Linked DNA regions of Homo sapiens: region 2 is linked to region 1. Evidence: chromatin loops called from intact Hi-C (ENCODE). Cell type or tissue: gastrocnemius medialis. All regions are shown on one strand.

Region 1 (5,000 bases):
TAAAAACAAAACAAAACAAAAAACTGTTAAGCCCTGAAGAGTTTCACCACTCTTCATAGAGCATCTGTGGGGAGGGGTTAAGAGAGAAGTCCCAGTGAGTATGTTTGAGTGGCCTTCTCTTAAACCCTGTTGGACATGATTGGCATGTTTTGCTGACCCAATCACTAACTTCTCAAATTTTCTTTAATACAAAGTAAAGCACTTACCACTTAATGGTAAGTGCTATTTTAGCATTAACTATTTAAAACTAAAAATATAAGATACTTATGTCACTTGAAGTGATACCAATCTAATTTGTCCTGATATACCATAATTGCTTTCACCAAAGGACAGAAAACAATGGATTTTAGAAAAGTCACTCAGAAAAATATTTAGCCAAGTAGGCCAAAGAATTACCCTCTTTTCTCAGCATGCTTTGAAAATTGGAATTTCACACTAAATTCCAGTGAAAAAGCTATGCTTCTCAAAAAGACAAAACAAAACAAAAACTTTTTGCATAAAAGTTTAGAAAAATAATAAGAAAAAGAAAAGGAAAATTTTCTAAAATTCCAAACCCCAAAATAACTGCTACTGACATTTTATTTTATATCCCTTCAGATTTATTTTTCTGTGCATATTTTCTGTCCCATGGCTCCTAAAAATGGCCTTCCCCTGTCTAAGGTGTTCAAAGATCCCCTCCCAAATCCATCTCATCTTCTGCCTCTTCTTGAGAACTCATTTCTTTATGCCTGAGTCCATCTCCAAAACACGAATCATGGTTTCCAAATCATGGTTTCCTTTGACGTGAAAAGAGCAAAATCCTAAATTAGAGGAGAATTTAGGAAGCCGTGCAAAGATAGATTGCACTTTTTTGGCCAGGCTAAAGCCTGAAACATCTTGGATAGTAATTTTCAGAAAGGATCCTATAGTATCTCTCCATAGTTTATCCCATTGTCTAAAACACTGTCAGGGCTAGAAATTCTTGCTGGTGTTTAACCTAAACTCTTTTCCACCTCTGATTTCTTATGCTTTCCCCTGTAAGCTCAGAATCCCTTTGGTCCTCAGAAAAAGTGACAGCTTTAAATATTTTTCTTATTTCAATTGTTAAAGTATTCTCTTGTGTTTGTGTTGAAATCTTTTGGTGTGGGTGTTTCCTTAGCACGAAGGCTAGAGAGGAATCCCACTGGAGTGCACGCGGCAACTGACCTTTTTTTCTTGGCCAGAGTTCTTGGGGGCCAAGGAGCACTAAGGAGGCACAATGCTGATAAACTGTAGGAAACTCTTCTCTGCTGTCAGCTGCCTCCGGGCTCAGTGATCCCAGGATTTGTGACACAACTACCCTGTAGTAAAACTCTAAGTTGACTAGAATTTTCATGTGGAAGTGTGTAATGTTAAATGAAGTAGACTCTGATGAAAGAAAGAGAAAACAGGAAAACCCAAGCATTATGCTGGATCCCTGGAGAAACCCTCACTTCATTCAGACTAAGGAGATATCCCTGATTTGAAAATACAGAGGCGGGAGAATAACTTGAACCCAGGAGGCAGAGGTTGCAGTGAGCCGAGATCGCGCCATTGCACTCCATCCTGGGCAACAAGAGCAAAACTCCGTCTCAAAAAAAAAAAAACAAAAAAAACAAAAAAAAAAACGGGGTAGGAACAACTACATCTCTTTACCTTTACTCTAACCAAAATACAGCACCTGGGATACTTCTAGGATAAAAATGCAGTAGTTATTAATACTATAGAATATTACCATTTAGTTGGTAATAAAATATAACCAATATTCTCATATTCCTGCCTGTCCCTCAGCCACTTCACCCAGCAGCAACGATCTTGTGGCCTCATCACCATCCTCAAGCTTGCAGACTGTGCTAGGCCCTCCCTGCCAGGCTATGAAAGAAGATAGTCACCTCGTTTCAGTCGGTGCTAAATTTTTAGCTTTTCTTTAGCCTTAATTAATTTAAATTACAACTACTATCTTCTGGACATCTAAGTTCTTTTTAAGAGCGAACCATATAAAATTGTCTATCAACCTTTTCTGGTGTACAAACCAGCAATTTCATAGGGTTTAAACAAAACATAACCTGGAAAGAGGTTTTCTTTTCATAAAAATGACCTTTCTATTTTGTAAATAAGCATAACTTGACTCCAGCTTTTTCCGGAGGTAAAACCGAAGTAATGAATCTCTCCCAGTGCGGGTCGCCGCTTCCTCCGCCGCCAGTGGCACCTCAACCTCATGGTCTGTGTTTTACCGCCATCTAGTGGTAACAAGTGTATATGGTTATGAAAAACAATCCTCGAAACCATTTATTTTCCTCTTTTTTTTTAGGCTATGATGTTCAGCTGTTTAAGTGTTAAATGATAACCGTATTTTCCTGCTATTTTCAGTGATTCTTATTGTTTAATAAATGTTTAGAAGCACCTAAGAAGATCCGAGAGTAGTGTACGTAAATAACATTGAATCCTTCCCCATGGGCTAATACATGAACCATCTTTGTCTAAAATTTTTCTGTAAAACTACCAGTATTTCCTTCCTAAGGAATATATATTTCTCATCATTCCCAATGTAATTTTGACATTGACTGGCTATACTTCTGCTTGGTGGGGCAGAAGAGAAAGAAATGACCTTAATTTTCTAACCATTGAGCTCTGTGGAAGAAACGTCAGGGATCTTTTTGGTTAGCAAGCATTAAGGAGTAAGGACAACTGTAAAAGGAGCCTTAAAGCTTTGACTACAGTTCTTAAAGAGTCGAATTCAGGGGAAGTGAGGGCTGCCCTGAACAAAAGCAAAGAACAATGGAACTTTAACTTAGGGGCTTCAGTAAAACTGTTTATAGTTCTCCCCACAGCCTGCAGTAACAGATGCTCCCTCTTTGTGCCCTGCAATGCAAAGTGAAAGCTTAAAAGACTAACACAGTGATAACAGTGATGACGACACCAAGAGTCAGTCAGCGAGGCCCAAGACAACACCCCCTTATAAGATTTGTCTAGAAATGTTATTTACACTTCTGCCAATAGCATACATGTCATACTGTAGAAGATAATAGTTAACACCAAACATAAAATTTATAAAATAGTTTGTCCTGCTGCAAAAGAAAAAAAAACCCACACACACACAATAAATAATCTAATACTGGCATGCCTAGGAAATAATTTCTCTACAAGATTATTTATTGCAACAGTGTTTGTACAAAAACAACTTTAAGATAGAAAACCTAAAAGTTGATTGCTAGTGGCCAGGCAGCTGATTGTCTGAAGGAGAGACCGGAAGACAGATTCCTTTTTTCACTTTTTATTTTGAAGTATTTCATATATATAAGGGAATATAGCTTGTAATTATGTAAAATATAAAGAATAATACTAAAATGAACAGTTTAAGAAATAGAACAGTTATCAGTATTTTAATGTCCCCTGAGTGTCCCTCCCCAGGTTAATCTGTTTCTATTGCGTCTTTTCAGAAGTAATAATAATTTTGATTTTTATCTTAATCATTGAAGGGGAGACTTTTTGCTTTATACTCTTTTGTTTAAATTCTGAAGCATGTGAAGATATAAATTATACAAAAATACATAAATTTTAAACTAAAAACAAAGACAAAATAATATTAAATTAGATTACTTATTAAATTAGAAGTTTATTATAATAGAGGCAAAAACTCCTCTACAGAAATTTTTTCTTTGATGAACTAATTTTTCTTTTCATGACTGATGTTTCCCTTCAAATGATCATAGAAAATAAGTTGCCTGCATTTCTATGTCTATTTACCCAGCTGTCAACTGCAATGAACTTAACTATTATGTATTGGAATAAAAATCTCAGAATTCTAGGGTTAAAAATTTTGCCTAGGAAGGGGATCAATTAGCTGGTGCAATGATTTTATCTTAAAGTTTCCATTAGTATGTTTGATATTCACTTCTTAAAACATAAATTAAGCCTGCATGATTTAACGACAGTGGATCATTTATCCGATTTACTTCTGCATCATTCAAGATTTCATGCCTAATGAAAGACATCGTGGTCTGATGTCAGCAGTCGGCCATTTGAATACTCCATCATAGGCAGCGTGACCTTTCAGAGCCGTGGGTTGTTTATATGAGATAATGAGCCAGGTTTTTCCAGTGACTGAGTTAATCACGGTTGGCTTCTTAGGAAGCAGCATTAACTCCTTTAGGGGAAAATTCTCTAAGTCACTGTCCCAAGGCGTACACAGCTCTCCATTGACTTACACAAATGAATGTCAATTTCATAAACAGCAACAACAAAACAGAGTCTGGGACATTTTTGTCTTAGAAAAAAAATTAGACTGATTTTAGTCTAGGTCTGTGCCAGATGAAACATTTCTGAAAACAACTCTGGAAACTTTGAAGCAATTAAAACTTTGGAGACTCTTGAATTACCAATGCTAGGCATTAAGTAAATTTCCCAAGTGCATGCCAAGTCATTAAGTCAAAGGTAACGCTGCCATCATGGGCTAATATTGGCTGAATGCTTTCTATTTGCCAGGCACTGTTCTTGGCACCAAACCTGTCATTCCATATACTCCTCACAACAATTCTACGAGGTAGGTATCACTATCCCAGTTTTCCAGGTTAGGAAGCTGAGGTACAAAGAGGTTGCATATCTAGTCCAAGTTCACACATTTACTACATAACAGAGCCAGACAGTCTGGGTTGTTAGGTAATACCTACTCAGACATTTGGAATCTGTGTTTTACATAAACTTAGCACTCTAGCTGTCACCCAAATCACCTATAATCCCATCTAATATGGGTTTGACCCTGGGGAAACTTGCCCATTTCAGGAGAAAGAGAGGAGGGAAGAAGGAGATAAGGCTCTAGGAACCTTCTCCTAGGCTCACTTCCAGTCCGTTGGCTACTTTCTAGTTCCAACTGGAATTAGAAAAAGCGACTGTTAGAGATAGTGACACCTATTGGTCCTGCCTTGTTATGTGTGTGGGCATGTTGTGTCTATGTATTCATTTAGTCAACAAATTTTTATTGAGTATCTTCTGTGTGCCAAGCA
Region 2 (5,000 bases), 320 kb before region 1:
ATTATTGTTTCAAATATTGCCTCGTTGCCATTCCTTTTAATCTATCCCAACCCTAGTAAGACTTATGTTGGCCCCACTCTGTCATTCACCTATCTTAACCTTGCTTTCATATTTTCCACTTCTTTTTCTACTGCATTCTGAATGTTTCATTCATATATGTTTTCTGGCTCACTAATTCAACCTTCAGTAGAGTCTAATTTGTTGTTTCACCTGTTTGTTGAGTTTCTAATTTCAGTTATTAGACATTCAATTTTAGAAGTTCTATTGGTCTTTATTCTAAATATGTGTGTTGATTTTTATTGTCTTTTGCTCATTTACTAAATTTTTTATCATTTCTTTAAACAGCTTAAATATTTTTTTTTATTTTAGTTCCTTGATAGTTCCAATATCTGTAATCTTGTTGGTCTACCTGTGCAGTTTATTCCACTGATTGTCTCTCAGGCAAGTTTATTTTTTTTATGCATTTTCTATATTTTTTTACATATGTGAGCTCATACTCTTTAGTATTTTATCTCTGGAAATTATCTGTGTTGAAAGTGTATTTTTCGAAAGAGGATTTGCTTATAATTTAAGTAACTGCATGTCTGCTAACTATAGATTTACTTTAAATGAAATGTTCAACTTTTGGGCCACGCAAATATCCAATGCCATATTACATATCGCAAGTATACACTTGTGATTAGAAATTTTTGAAAGAAATATTTGTTTTAAATATGCTGCCTGAAACCAAGACAAGTCTTGTTCTGCATGAAAGATTGTAGCATGCCTAGTTATAGGTATTGACTTTTGGGTATAAGACTTTCTGTGAAGTCTGAATGTGAGTTCTTTCTCTGTTTAGGCCCCTTGTTTAGATTCTTGCCCTGGAACCCAAAGAATTGGTAAATGCCTTCAGGAAAAAAACAAAAAAACAAACAAAGCAAAAAACAATTCTAGTACTTAGTTATCCCTGTGGGACCAAGCTTTCTTAATTTCAAGCCTCAAAAACTTTTAATTTAATGATTTAAAGCAATCATCCAGTATAATTTTAGAGCAAATTTTGTTGAATTATACCATAAGAGGAAAAAGCACACAAACCTAAATGTAAAATGTGGTAAATTTCCATGAAGATAACATACCCATGTAAGCAGCAATTAGATTAATAGGCAGTATATTGCTAAGCTGTAGAAGCCCCCATTTGTGTACCTTTCAGATTCTGCCCCCACCCCAGAGTAACTACTATTGTGATTTCTAAGATAATATTCATATTATTTACCAAAGAGAGTGTGTTCTTTGTTCTCTAGCTTCTTTTCCTCAACACTGTATTTGGAAAAGTTATCTTTCTTTTTTCTTTTCTTTTCTTTTTTTTTTTTTTTTTTTGAGACAGGGTATTGCTCTGTCACCCAGGCTGTAGTACAGTACCATAGTCATAACTCATTGCAGCCTCAAACTCCTGGGCTCAAGCAGTCCTCCTGCCTCAGCCTCCCAAGTAGCTAGGACTACAGACATATGACACCACACCTGGCTAATTTTATTTTATTTTTTTGTATAGACTGGGTCTCGCTTTGTTGCCCAGGCTAGACTCAAACTCCTGGGCCTAAAGGAACATTTGTCTTTATATATGTAGTTGTAGTTCATTTTCATCTTCATACAAATATGTTATAAATTATTTATTCATTTTATTGTTTTGTTTTGTTTTGTTTTGTTTTGTTTGAGAAAGAGTTCCACTGCTTTGCCCAGGCTGGAGTGCAGTGGCACGAACTCGTCTCACTGCAGCCTCTGCCTCCAGGGTTCAAGCAATTCTCCTGCCTCAGCCTCCTAAGTAGTTGGGTCTACAGGCACCTGCCACTACACACGGCTAATTTTTGTATTTTTAGTAGAGATGGGGTTTTGCCATTTTGGCCGGGCTGGTCACGAACTCCTCATCTCAAATGATCCACCTGCCTCAGTCTGCCAAAGTGCTGGGATTACAGGTGTGAGCCACTGTGCCTGGCCCATTTTATTATTGGTAAATATTTGTTTTATTTTTATTTGAAACTATTACAAATCATGCTGCTATGAACATTACTGTATACATCTTTTTGTATAATGCATATATATTTCTGATGGGTATATAGCCAGAAGTGGAATTGCTTGATTATGAGGCATGCATTTTTTGAAGACTGACAGACAGTTTTCTCAAGTAGCTTCTTCAATTTAGATTCCAACCAATATTCTCTATTTTCTAAGAGCTCCACATTCTTGTCAACACTTCGTATTATCTTTTTCATTTTAACCATTCTAGTTGAGTAATATGTAGTGTTATTTCATTGTAATTTTAATTTTCACTTCACTGATGTCTAGTGATTCTGTGCATTAATTTTTTTTTCTGGACTTTTGAAGTGTTCTGTATGGGAAACTATTCCTCCATTTAGCTAGCTATTTTGCTGGAAATTATTGTATAAAATATCATCTCATAATTTAACAGTATATTCCTTCTTCTCTTCAAATTTTTATTAAAATAATTTTTCAGTACTCTTGAAGTCAACTTTTAATTTGTCCAACCTGTCTTTGAGCTCCCCCTGCTGTTTTCTATTTAAACTATATACCTGTTGATTATGCATAATTTTCTTTAAAATGATGGATTCTTAGCCAATAAGCTATTTTAAGCAGAAGCATTTTTTTTGCCAAAGACTAAGGGTATAAAATAAATTTAAATGCTAACTCAGGATATAAGAATTATTAAAATTAATGCTTGAAAACTAGTATGTTACATATGGGAAATCTGTATACCTTCATAATTTCACTGTGAATCTCACTCCTCTAAAAAATGAAGTCTTGAAAAGTTAGTATTTTAAAATACTTACCTTACTTGTAATGTGAAACCATTTATATTAATTTAGCAAATCAATGTTTCAAATTATTAACAACTAGACAAACTACTGAGCCATATGTTAGGTATATTGTAAGCATGTTGAAGTCAACAACATGACTTCTACACTTTCTACTTTCTCACGGTTCCCAGAATATCTATTTTGACATAATTATTGAAAAAAAATTAAAAGCATTTATTCCATTGTCTTGCTACATCTAAATTCATGGTGTTATGTTTCTTTAGGGCAATGGAGCTGAAATGAATAATGGATACCATGTAGTGTTTTTATATATTTCATCTATGAGCTATGACAGATATCTCCCTACATTCCAGCAGAAAAAAAAATGTGCTTCTTTCCTAAGCTTGCCAGCTATAAAGGCCTATTAGACATTCAGAGATTATCAGGAAGCAAAAAGCTTCATAGTCTTAACAACGTAAATCTGAAGTCTTAGAATGAGTTCATTAGAATATAGACATTGAATATGAGGTAAGTCTGAGTTGAAATTCTATCTCTGACAACTGCTGGATCTGTTTTTGGTTTCCAATAGTAAAATGGCACTAATAATGATATATGCAAAATGTAAAATGCTTAGCACAGTGCTTGGCACATAGTAGATTCTAAGCTGTAGTTTAAACAGCTATTGTGCTATGAATAAGCCATACGTTGACATTTTCCCTCTTGAGAATGTGCTATTTAAGTGTAGAAAACCTGCTTTCCCCTGTCCGTGTGAATTTCCTTAACATTCATCTTGGAAATGATACCACATACCCTTATATTGATGCACTGCAAGAGGCCAATCTAATGTAGGCATAAAAAGAGTAATCTGGTAATCTGCTCTTCTCAGCACCCTCTGCTAATAATGCTGTTTGAACAAATTCTAGAAAGACTGTTGATGCCAGAGCCAACTCAGAATTAGGCAGGTGAATGTTTTCAACTTCTGCTAATAATAACATCAGTTCTGTACTCTCCTCTGGGTTCTTTTTGCTGTATTAAAGCTGCAGTTCCCTTAGGTTAGCTTCTATGCATAACCTGGGAATGCATATTTTAGCTTTTTACTTCCCTCCCAAAGAAAGGAGCAGAAGAGGAGAACCAAATAGCCAAGATCTAGAAGATGAAACTGTTGTATCCATTGTGTGGATTCAGATAAGCCTCCACCCAAAATATGGTTCAAATGTTAAGACTAATGAGCAGCCCTACACTTCTCTCTCTCTCACTTTCACACACACACATACACAAACACACGCGCACGCACACACACACACACACACACACACACACACACACACATATACCCCTACCAAGAAAGTATGAAAGTATGTATTACTTATAAAATTATGAGGTTTTTCTGGGGAGAGCAGAGCAGGCCTCCCAAGAAGGTCTGAAGTAGCTTGAGAGAGCAGGGGGAAAATGACTGGTTTGAGATTTTATGACTTTTAGTGGGTGAGGCCATGCTGAGAGTTTTGTGTGGGTGGACTCTGGTGTGGTTTGAATTTCCCACCATCACCAAAGGAGAGAACACATGGGCTTTCTTAACAGTTTTCCCAAATGTAGGACAGAGGGGAAGAGAGAGGTATAACACTTTAAAGCTATCAGCAATGACACATCAAAAAATGGACATAGATTTTTTATTACAGAAATTAAATTGTATGAGAACAGAAATGAATCCCGGTGCTACACAGCTGATGTTTCCTAGGAATGAGAACTAGGGTAACTTTTTTAAAGCACGTGTTTATATTGATTGGTACATACTAGTTAGCCAAATTTAACTGGGTTGAGATGGTGGACTTTCCTTTTGAACCTCAGTTATGCAAATTGTAAGAATTGTGTTTCCTTCAAATTACTCAAAATAATATTGAATTTCTTACAAATGCAAAATGAATTGTGGCTTAATGTGCATATGTATATAACAGATACTTTGTTCAACTATATTATGAAATACTATAGTATGTAACTTTCTTAAATAAACAGGATGACAAATCAGTGTTAGGATTCAAATGGGCCCTATATTACTCTGTATCTCTCATAGGCCAAGTGTTAATTCTGGTACACATGACATTTAGCACATGCTATTACATTTATTGATTGCATATTTTTATCTGTTATCTTTTGGTTCATTCTACAAGGATTCTTCAAAAGAAATCAAGTAATCCTAGACCCCAATATATAAAA

What was found. Hi-C counts contacts between places; a loop is a spot of excess contacts. Peaks named below come from ENCODE experiments on the same cell type or tissue, not always from the same donor. Only the 100,000 strongest peaks of a DNase experiment are listed, where the experiment ranks them.
Region 2: a loop joins it to region 1, with 2.8 times the contacts of the local background. A loop is called at or near these places in 10 of 110 quality-filtered maps.

The regions. Positions count from the first base shown.
Region 1 is chr5:59,185,858-59,190,857 of GRCh38, reverse strand. All of the region lies in intron 3 of PDE4D (phosphodiesterase 4D), which reads left to right. Among named protein-coding and RNA genes, the nearest start is that of PDE4D-AS1, 150 kb to the right of the region's middle. In gastrocnemius medialis, a CTCF peak has its summit at 2,244 (motif pointing left); a DNase peak (open chromatin) is centred at 2,197; H3K4me3 peaks cover 1,145 bases; H3K27ac peaks cover 5,000 bases.
Region 2 is chr5:59,504,021-59,509,020 of GRCh38, reverse strand. All of the region lies in intron 1 of PDE4D (phosphodiesterase 4D), which reads left to right. Among named protein-coding and RNA genes, the nearest start is that of MIR582, 200 kb to the left of the region's middle. In gastrocnemius medialis, CTCF peaks have their summits at 2,326 and 2,526 (motif pointing left); no DNase peak of the experiment used is centred here; H3K27ac peaks cover 4,272 bases.